Regions from separate parts of the Homo sapiens genome. Here region 1 is linked to region 2. A link is an interaction called in ENCODE POLR2A ChIA-PET data of the cell type or tissue named here. Cell type or tissue: MCF 10A. All regions are shown on one strand. Links, peaks and the distances in the headings refer to the core of each region. The heading gives the core; the rest is flanking DNA. Region 1 has its middle 150 kb from the start of HACE1. Region 2 has its middle 230 kb from the start of HACE1.

What was found. ChIA-PET counts read pairs that join two places held together with the same protein. Peaks named below come from ENCODE experiments on the same cell type or tissue, not always from the same donor. Only the 100,000 strongest peaks of a DNase experiment are listed, where the experiment ranks them.
Region 1: POLR2A ChIA-PET joins it to region 2 with 5 read pairs; 1 of 35 experiments calls an interaction of 5 or more read pairs at or near these places.

Annotation. Positions count from the first base shown.
Region 1 is chr6:104,709,477-104,713,881 of GRCh38, reverse strand. No RefSeq gene overlaps it. Among named protein-coding and RNA genes, the nearest start is that of HACE1, 150 kb to the left of the region's middle. In MCF 10A, for the core only: no CTCF peak of the experiment used is centred there; a DNase peak (open chromatin) is centred at 2,291.
Region 2 is chr6:104,623,888-104,628,292 of GRCh38, reverse strand. No RefSeq gene overlaps it. Among named protein-coding and RNA genes, the nearest start is that of HACE1, 230 kb to the left of the region's middle. In MCF 10A, for the core only: no CTCF peak of the experiment used is centred there; a DNase peak (open chromatin) is centred at 2,582.

The sequences.
Region 1 (4,405 bases), core at 157-4,156, 86 kb before region 2:
CATGCCTCTCTAGGTCCACATTTTCATGTAATTTTAGGCATCTCAGTGTTCCTTACCTCCTGCCAGCTTATCAGCACATCTTAAAAAGTTTTTTTCTTTTAATTTTATGCATCAGTTTTGGGTGTTTTTAGTGGAAGGGTCAATCGGACTAGGTTGTAATACTGCCTGAAATGAAAATATTCATTATTGTATCGTCAGAAAACGAATGAAATTTCCCGTAATTCAGAAAGCCATCTCAAATTCATTATTAGCATCACATCATTATCAGAGCACAGGTTGGCTAATCAGTTTGCCTAGGACGGAAACTTGGCTCTAATATTTACTAGCTGTGCGGTCACAGGTAAGTTAATCAACCTCCAATTGTCTTGGTTTTCTCAGCAGAACAATAGTACCTACTGCATAGGCTTGTGATAAGCATTTAATAAATTAATATATATAAAGCATCCAGATTTATGGAAAATATTAAGTGCTCAATATATATTAGCTAACATAATTATTATTATTCTTTCAAGGTTACCTTTGAGCCAATCTACTCTTTCATTGCCCTTTGATTGAACTAAGTGTATATTATTATTTCTCTTAAAACAATCCTCTAACTGTTAATAAGAGGAGGTCATTCTCAAATAACACCTAGCCCATCTCTTAGGGAGAATTTTCAACCCTGCCCCCAACCAGACACCACTCAGCAAGCTGCTTCCCCATTTGCTGTCTTCGTTTCCTTATCTAATGTTTGATAGGGTTGTCTGTGGGAGCAGAGGGACCCCAGCAACCAGACCCCAGTCAGGCACAGGACTCTCAACACTGCTATCCCACTCTATCCCCTTACTTGTTCCCTACCTCATTGTCCTAGCCTGTTTTGTGCTGCTATAACAGAATACCTGAGTCTGGATAATTTATAAAAAATATAAATTTATTTCTCACAGTTACAGGGGCAGGGAACTCAAGATCAAGGAGCTGGCAAGTTTGATGTCTGGTAAGGTCCTGGTCTCAGCTTCCAAGGTGACACCTTGAATGCTGTGTCCTCCACCAGTGGGGAAATGCTGTTCCTTACATGGCAGAAGAGCAGAAGGGGATGAATTCACCCTCAAAAGCCTTTTTTTTTTTTTTTTTGAGACCGAGTCTTGCTCTGTCGCCCAGGCTAGAGTGCAGTGGCATGATCTCGGCTCACTGCAACCTCCGCCTCGCGGGTTCAACCAATTCTCCTTCCTCAGCCTCCCAAGTAGCTGGGATTACAGGCACCCACCATGGCGCCTAGCTAATTGTTGTATTTTTAGTACAGACAGGATTTCACCATCTTGGCCAGGCTGGTTTCGAACTCCTGACCTCATGATCCACCTGCCTTAGCCTCCCAATGTGCTGGGATTATGAGTGTGAGCCACCGCGCCCAGCCAACAGCCCTTTTATTGCAGCATTAATTCACTCACAAAGGCAGAGCCCTCATGACGTAAACATTAGACCTCCAACCCCCAACACTGTTGCATAGGTGATTAAGTTTCCAGCACGTGTTTTGGAGGGGACAAACGTCAAACCTTACTACCCAATAACCCTAACAATAGAACAAAAACTCTAATAATATGATTTAAAGCATTGGAAAGACCTTAAAACCTGAAACCATCAGATCGAAGTTTGCGTCTTAGTTCTGTCACTTACTAATAATGTAAATGATGTAACCATCTACTCACCTCTCAGTGTTGTTGTGATAATTAAACAAGGTAGAGTTCTTAAAGTTCTTGGTAACTGCAAAGCCCTACATTGGTACAGGTATTATTAAGAGGTTGGAGACCCTGTTTAAAAGATAGGAGGTGAGGCTGGGCTTGGTAGTTCACATCTATAATCTCAGCATTTTGGGAGGATGAGGCAGGAGGATCACTTGAGGCCAGGAGTTTGAGACTAGCCTCAGCAACATAGCAAGACCCCAGTCTCTATAAAAAAATAAGTAAATTAGCCAGGGGTGGTGGCCCATGTCAGTGATCTTACCTACACAAGAAGCTGAGGCAGGAGGATTGCTTGAACCCAGGAGTTTGAGGCTGGAGTAGACTATGCTCGCACCACAGCACTCCAGCCTGGGCAACAGAGCGAGACCCTGCCTCAAAATAAATACATAAATAAAAAGCTAGGAGGTCATTATAAACAACAACCACAACCCTTTATTTTCATCTAGGAGAATCAAGCATACTGTTGATCAGTGCTTGTGAGGACAGTGGGTTATGCAACTTGAAGCCCAGTTGCTGTAACATCATTAAACATGAATTGACATCACCACACACAAGAGTGTGCTCCTCTACCAGACTAAATGCAGTGATCATTATGCACGAGAGGCTAGAGTGTGTGTGTCAACACAGAGTTCAGCTGTATGTACTTATTCCACTAAGTACTTGTGACACGCTATGTCAAGAGTTCAGTGGCTGAGTTTCACATAGGGCAGCGTGACTCATCGGGATTATTAGGATCCTCCTGGAATAACTTCCCTGAGTTGATTGTCTTTGACAGATCAGTTTGCTTAGATTAAAAAGCAATTGCTGCTGTCTAGTCAAATTTAAACACTTTGGGTGGAAGAAGCTGAACTCTAACTCTGTCTAGTCTATAGAAACACCTTGATGTGAAAATTACATCGAATGTAGTGAAGAAAAAAACTGAGTTAGCAAGACTCCAGGGTATGGTTTTGTAATAACATAAGGACACATAGGTGCCAAACACAAGTGACCCCAGGCATATGTGAAGGAGGCAGGAGTACATTGCTTTTAATAGCAACTTGATCTGTGCCCAATGTACTGCTAAGTCAATAACAATGTTTGAGGTACCACTCTGCTCTGCGTTCATGTAACATTGACCACCAGTAGAATCTGGATAGAAAAGATTTGTCTTCTGGGAAGAACAATGAAAGGTATTTTGGAATCTAGGCATCTCTCTCTTTCCTCTTTCTGAATGGACTCGGGAATTTAACAGAAGAAACAATAGCATCAAGGGGAATGAAATAGTAGTATGCTAAAATCCAATTCCTGTTTTAAAAAGCTGAGTGGAACATCCACTTTAAGTGAAATTTAAGCCTAATGCCTGAAATTACATTCCCAGCCTGCATGAGCTGTAGATGAAATGGAAGCTGAGATGACATTAAGCTGACAACCAACTTATCTGTGGTGGATCAGCAAATAAATAGAGTTTTGAAACTAGTATGAGCAAGATTTCATACATAGCCTCACTTTCATCACAGCCTTCTTTTATGTTTATGTTTCTTGGTCTCTGTGACTGTAGAGGCTAACTGGGATGCTCAAAGTGGAGAAGATGAGAAGCCGGGTTTGTTGGGCTCCTCTCCCCTTAGTATAAGATCCCCTAAGGGTGTAATCCTTACATAGACCAAGGCTACAGAAAGCATTGGTTATACGGAATTTTAACTGTAGTAAATTTGGTGTCCATTATCCTCACAACAAAGAGCATTGCTACCCTTTCCATCTGTTAGTATATTCATGGAGTTATGCAACCATCACGATTATCTAAGTTTAGAACATTTTAATCATCCAGAAGAAACCCAGGTATCCATTAGTAGTCACTCCCATCCCCCTTTCCCCAGTCCTAGGCAACGACTAATCTACTTTCTGCCTCCATAGATTTGCTTATTGTGTACATTTCATTTGAGTGGAATAATATAAGATGTGCCCTTTTGATACAAGTTTCTTTTACTTAGCATAATGTTCTGATAACTCATCCATGTTTAGCAATGTAGCAGTACTTCATTTCTGTTGCTGAATAATTATATATTAATTGTATGAATTAGAGAACATTTTATCTACTTATCAGCTAATAAAAATTTGTATTATTTGGCTACTACGGATAATGGTGCAATGAACACTCATATACATTTTTTTTTGTAGAAGTTTGTTTTCATTTCTCTTGGGTATATCCCTAAGAATGTAACTGCTGGTCATATATTAGTAGTAACCCTATATTTAACTTTTTTGAGCAATGACCAACTGTTTTCCAAAGGGCTAGAGCATTTTACATGTATGAGAGTTCCAATTTCTTCACATTTTTTGCTAACTTATTATTATCTGTCTTTTTGATTATAGCCATCCTAGTGGGCATGAAATGTTATCTCACAGTGGTTTTGATTTGCATTTCTCTCGTGGCCGATGAGGTTGGTTGTGTTAGTCCATTTGCATCGCTATAAAGGAATAACTGAGACTGGATAATTTACAAAGAAAAGAGGTTTATTTGGCTCAAGGTTCTGCAGGCTGTACCTGAAGCATAGTGCTGGCATCTACTTCTGGTGAGGGCCTCATGAAGCTTAACAATCATGGCAGAAAGCAAAGGAGAGCCAGCATGTCACGTGGCAAGAGACAGAGCAAGCAGGGGGTTGGAGTTGGGGTGGGAAGGTGCCATGCTCTTTTAAGCAACAAGATCTCATATG
Region 2 (4,405 bases), core at 286-4,285:
TTACTGTGATTTGGGACAAGGCATTGCTTATTTTTTCTGCTTCTTAAGATATATTGGGTAGCAATACTTTTTATTTTTTGCTTTTTGCTTACATAAAGCAAATAATTCAGCAATTATATTAATAGAAAATAACAAGCATATCCCTTTTCTTGACTTTTAATCAGCAAATATTTTTTTTCCAGGAAAACCTGAAGCATTAAGATCCATTTCATGTATATAATTCTACCTATAGTCTGATATTTCCTTAACTGGCAACTGAGTAAAAGCATGGATTCTAGAATTAGATAGCCTGGTTCTGCCACCTAGGCATTGTGTGAATTTGAGCAAGTTACTCAAACTCTGACCTTATTTCCTTGCCTATAATGTGAGCATAACAACCATTAGCTACCTCCGAGGGATACTGTGAGGATTAAATAGATTAATAAATATAAAGGATTTCAAATAGCACCTGGTATTCTGTAGGTGCACAATAAATATCAACTATCATTATTGTATGATGCCCTTATCTTTCATTTGGTAATGAAAATTTTGTTATGCTGATCTTTGGTTAAAACACACCATTTTCAGATTAAAGCCTGAGCCAGTCTGTAATGCCTTTGAGGGCACAGAATCTATATCCCTCAGATAGGCTATTCGTTGTTTAGCTCAGTAACTGGTGTTGGGTGTCTATTTCTAGATGTTTCTTTCTGAGACTACTCTTTGGCCGAGTTGCTAATTTGATTATCTACAATATGATTTGAGCATCTGGGGCTCACAGTAATGGTGCAGAGACATCCCTTGAGTAATGGAGCTGATTCTGAAACAGAACTGATTCTCCAGCAAAACTTCTGCCTGGCCCTATCTCCACCTGAGGGGAAAGAAGAAAGCATGAACTGAGGACAATGATTATGCTAGTCTGGTTGGGGTAAAGTCTTTGTTATGGGGAAGGTGGGATATGGATTGGGACTAGATGATGGAGGACCTTGACTGCATGGGCAAAGCCATTGGATTCTGTTCTTTACAATATGGAGAAAAATAAGGGAAAAGAGGGGCATCTTTCCATAGGACCCAGAGTCTGAGTCCAGTCTGTTTATATTCACAAGTCCCCTGATTCTTGCATTTTAAAATTTGATTCATTTCTTTCTCAGTTGCAGTATGTCGGAGGGCATTGTTTTCACATTTCTGCTAATAACCAAGTGGTCTGGTCATTGAGGAAAAAAAATGGGGGGCAGATAGTTCTTCTGCAATCCTCAAGTGATCATATGCAGATGGCAGCCTCCTTTGTTCCTGTAGTGTTGGCCTTGGGCCCCAGTGATTTTTTGTAAAATTTCTGTTCTTTAGGAGCCCCCGAAATTGAGACTTGACTGTTATAGATACATGATTATGTGGATGATCATTATTTAATCCTTTAACGATAGTAAAATTTTATTTTTATGAGTAGTTATTTGGTAGGCTATACATACTACATACACATGCAAAACAGATGCTCTATATTTTCTAAGTACTGTAGTCAGAATCCCTGAGAGTTGTGCCTAGCAGTAAGTGGCCATAGTAGTCCAAAAGGTTAATTATTTTATCAGCTAAAGAAGTTCTCAAGCATCTTCCAGAACAGAAATGTCTATGTAACAATCTTGCTGGATAATGATGGGAAACATTTCCATTAATAATACAGTGTGGGAACCGGGAGGCAATTGAAATGAGGTCAAAGGATAAGGACAAAATGCCAGAAGGATGTAGTTCATCGAAAGGCTATCTAATTTTTATTGTGTTTGCAACAAATTCTGTGGAGATTTTATAAACCACCTCAGACAGAAAATGGCAGAAATTAATTATATCCAGCTCTGTATTTTCACAATTTGTTCATGCCCTCATTTTAGCCCTTCCACATCATGTTATAATTTCATATCATGTCAATCAAGTTGTATCTGTCTTCCCTACTAGATTGCTGATCCTTTACCTTGGAGATGGGCCACTTATTTTGTGGTCTCGAGCACCTGACATAGGCATGACACATAGTAAGTGCTAAAATGCCTGATTCTTGATGTACTTATGAGAATCTGTACTTATGAAAGTCGATATAAAATAATAGATGTTTGCCACCAGTCAGTGGTGGCAGCAGCTTAAAAGAAAACAATGCTCATTACAGACAGTCTGCTTTGGAAACCAAATATTCCACAGGGGCATAGTCAGCAATGATGGGGGCTGAAAGTGACATGTGATCTATTCTCTGTGACTAAGAAGTAGATCTATAGGTTACATCCACAAATTATGCCATGTGTCATTTTTGGTGAAAAGTAGGTATAAGTGATATAAGAACCTGACGCAGGCTTAGGAGTGGATCAGGACTGCTCTTCCCATGGAGACTGATTGAGTTCCTTCATCAGATAGCAAAGAGGCAGCAATTGGAGTAGAAATCGGCTGCAGCTTTGTCCCATGTCCAGAATTCCTGGGGTCCCTAGAACTACTAAATACAGGGTAGTGCTCTGCTTTCGCTGGACTGGGGTTGGTCTGGGAAGCCCATGTGAAAACACTCCCCAAGGAGTGCTTGCCTCAGCTCGTTCCTGTCATTCCACACATACTCTCTGACTCAGACAGTCTTTGGGTCCTGCCCTGCTCCATGGCGTGAGAACACATGTCCTGCCTACAGTTGTGCCCTGGGGTTAGGTATAGAAAACCTGTTGCAGGCAATGATAGGCAAAGGAAAGGGAACTAATCATTACAGCATGCTCTAACAGACCCAAACTGAGATTCACTCAAATTTCGTCCACCATTTCCATCTTCACCACCAGCTCTAGTCTCATCCACCATCTCCCATATGTTAATGGTGCTTGCTATGTGCTTAGGTGCTGTGTGATGTTCTTTGTGGAGATTGCTGCATTGAATCCCGACAGGGACCTTGTGAAGGAGAAGGACCCCATACCTTTAGGATCTTGGCAAAATTGGTCATTATGAGTCCAGAGAGCAAGTGTTCTACCAAAGAATAAAAAATTAGGCTGGGCATGGTGGCTCATGCCTGTAATCCCAGCACTTTGGGAGGCTGAGGCAGGTGGATCACTTGAGGCGAGGAGTTTGAGACCAGCCTGGCCATCATGGTGAAACCCTGTCTCTACTAAAAATACAAAAATTAGCAGGGTGTGATAGCACATACCTGTAATCCCAGCTACTTGGGAGGCTGAGGGACGAGAATCTCTTGAACCCAGAGGCAGAGGTTGCAGTGAGCTGTAATTAAACCACTGCACTCCAGCCTGGGCCACAGAGTGAGACTCTGTCTCAAAAAAAAAAATTAATTAATTAAAAAACAATCTAGAATGGCCTATTCTTTGTACAACTGGATGCTGATGGCAGAATGCACTTTTGAAGCTCACTTGAGGTTATAGAAAGCAATATAGCACATATACACCATGGAATACTATGCAGCCATAAAAAATGATGAGTTCATGTCCTTTGTAGGGACATGGATGAAGCTGGAAACCATCATTCTCAGCAAACTATCGCAGGGACAAAAAACCAAACACCACATGTTCTCACTCATGGGTGGGAATTGAACAATGAGAACACGTGGACACAGGGAGGGGAACATCACACACCGGGGCCTGTTGTGGGGAGTTGAGGCGGGGAGGGATAGCATTAGGAGATATACCTAATGCTAAATGACAAGTTGGTGGGTGCAGCACACCAACATGGCACATGTATACATATGTAACAAACCTGCATGTTGTGCACATGTGTCCTAAAACATGAAGTATAATAATAATTAAAAAAAAAAGAAAGCAATATAGCAGTAAGGGATATTTAAGCAGGAGAAAAATCTTATGATTTATGTGTTTTCCTCTTCTCATTTAAAAAGTGCAGATGCTGATCAGGATAAAAGCCACACAAGCAAACTCCGGTCTGAAATATCATTTTACTTCAGTCTGTTTAGTGTTATGCAGTGTGGTTGCAAGTTATGCTGAAATGGAAATTTAATGCTACTGTATCCTGAGATGTATTTACATGGTATTTTTGTAGTCTGTGCATGTACCTTCTGCTTATTACCAAATAAGCTGTATATTCATCGTTGTTGGTTCAATCTAAGACTGACATATTGACATTGAAAAGATGAAGCAAGATTATATCTCAGAGTAAAAACATGCAGGGAAGAAAATGGAAACTCAGGAGTAAATACTGATATCTGTGAATAAAGAAGCAATTTTCAGTTTGCTTTACATGATTCTTAAGGAACCTATCATGTTTATATCTGTGTACGTTATTTCTCACTACAAAACTAGTGAATGCTTGTTTAATACCTTCAGATAAAGGTGCGGTTTTAGTGAGGACTTGGTTCTTCCAGAAAAGCAAAGAATAATAAGAAAAAAACTCAAACAAACAAATGCATCAAATGACTGCCTGTATTGATTGCAAATAGCTTTTTTCCTCAAAAGAAGGT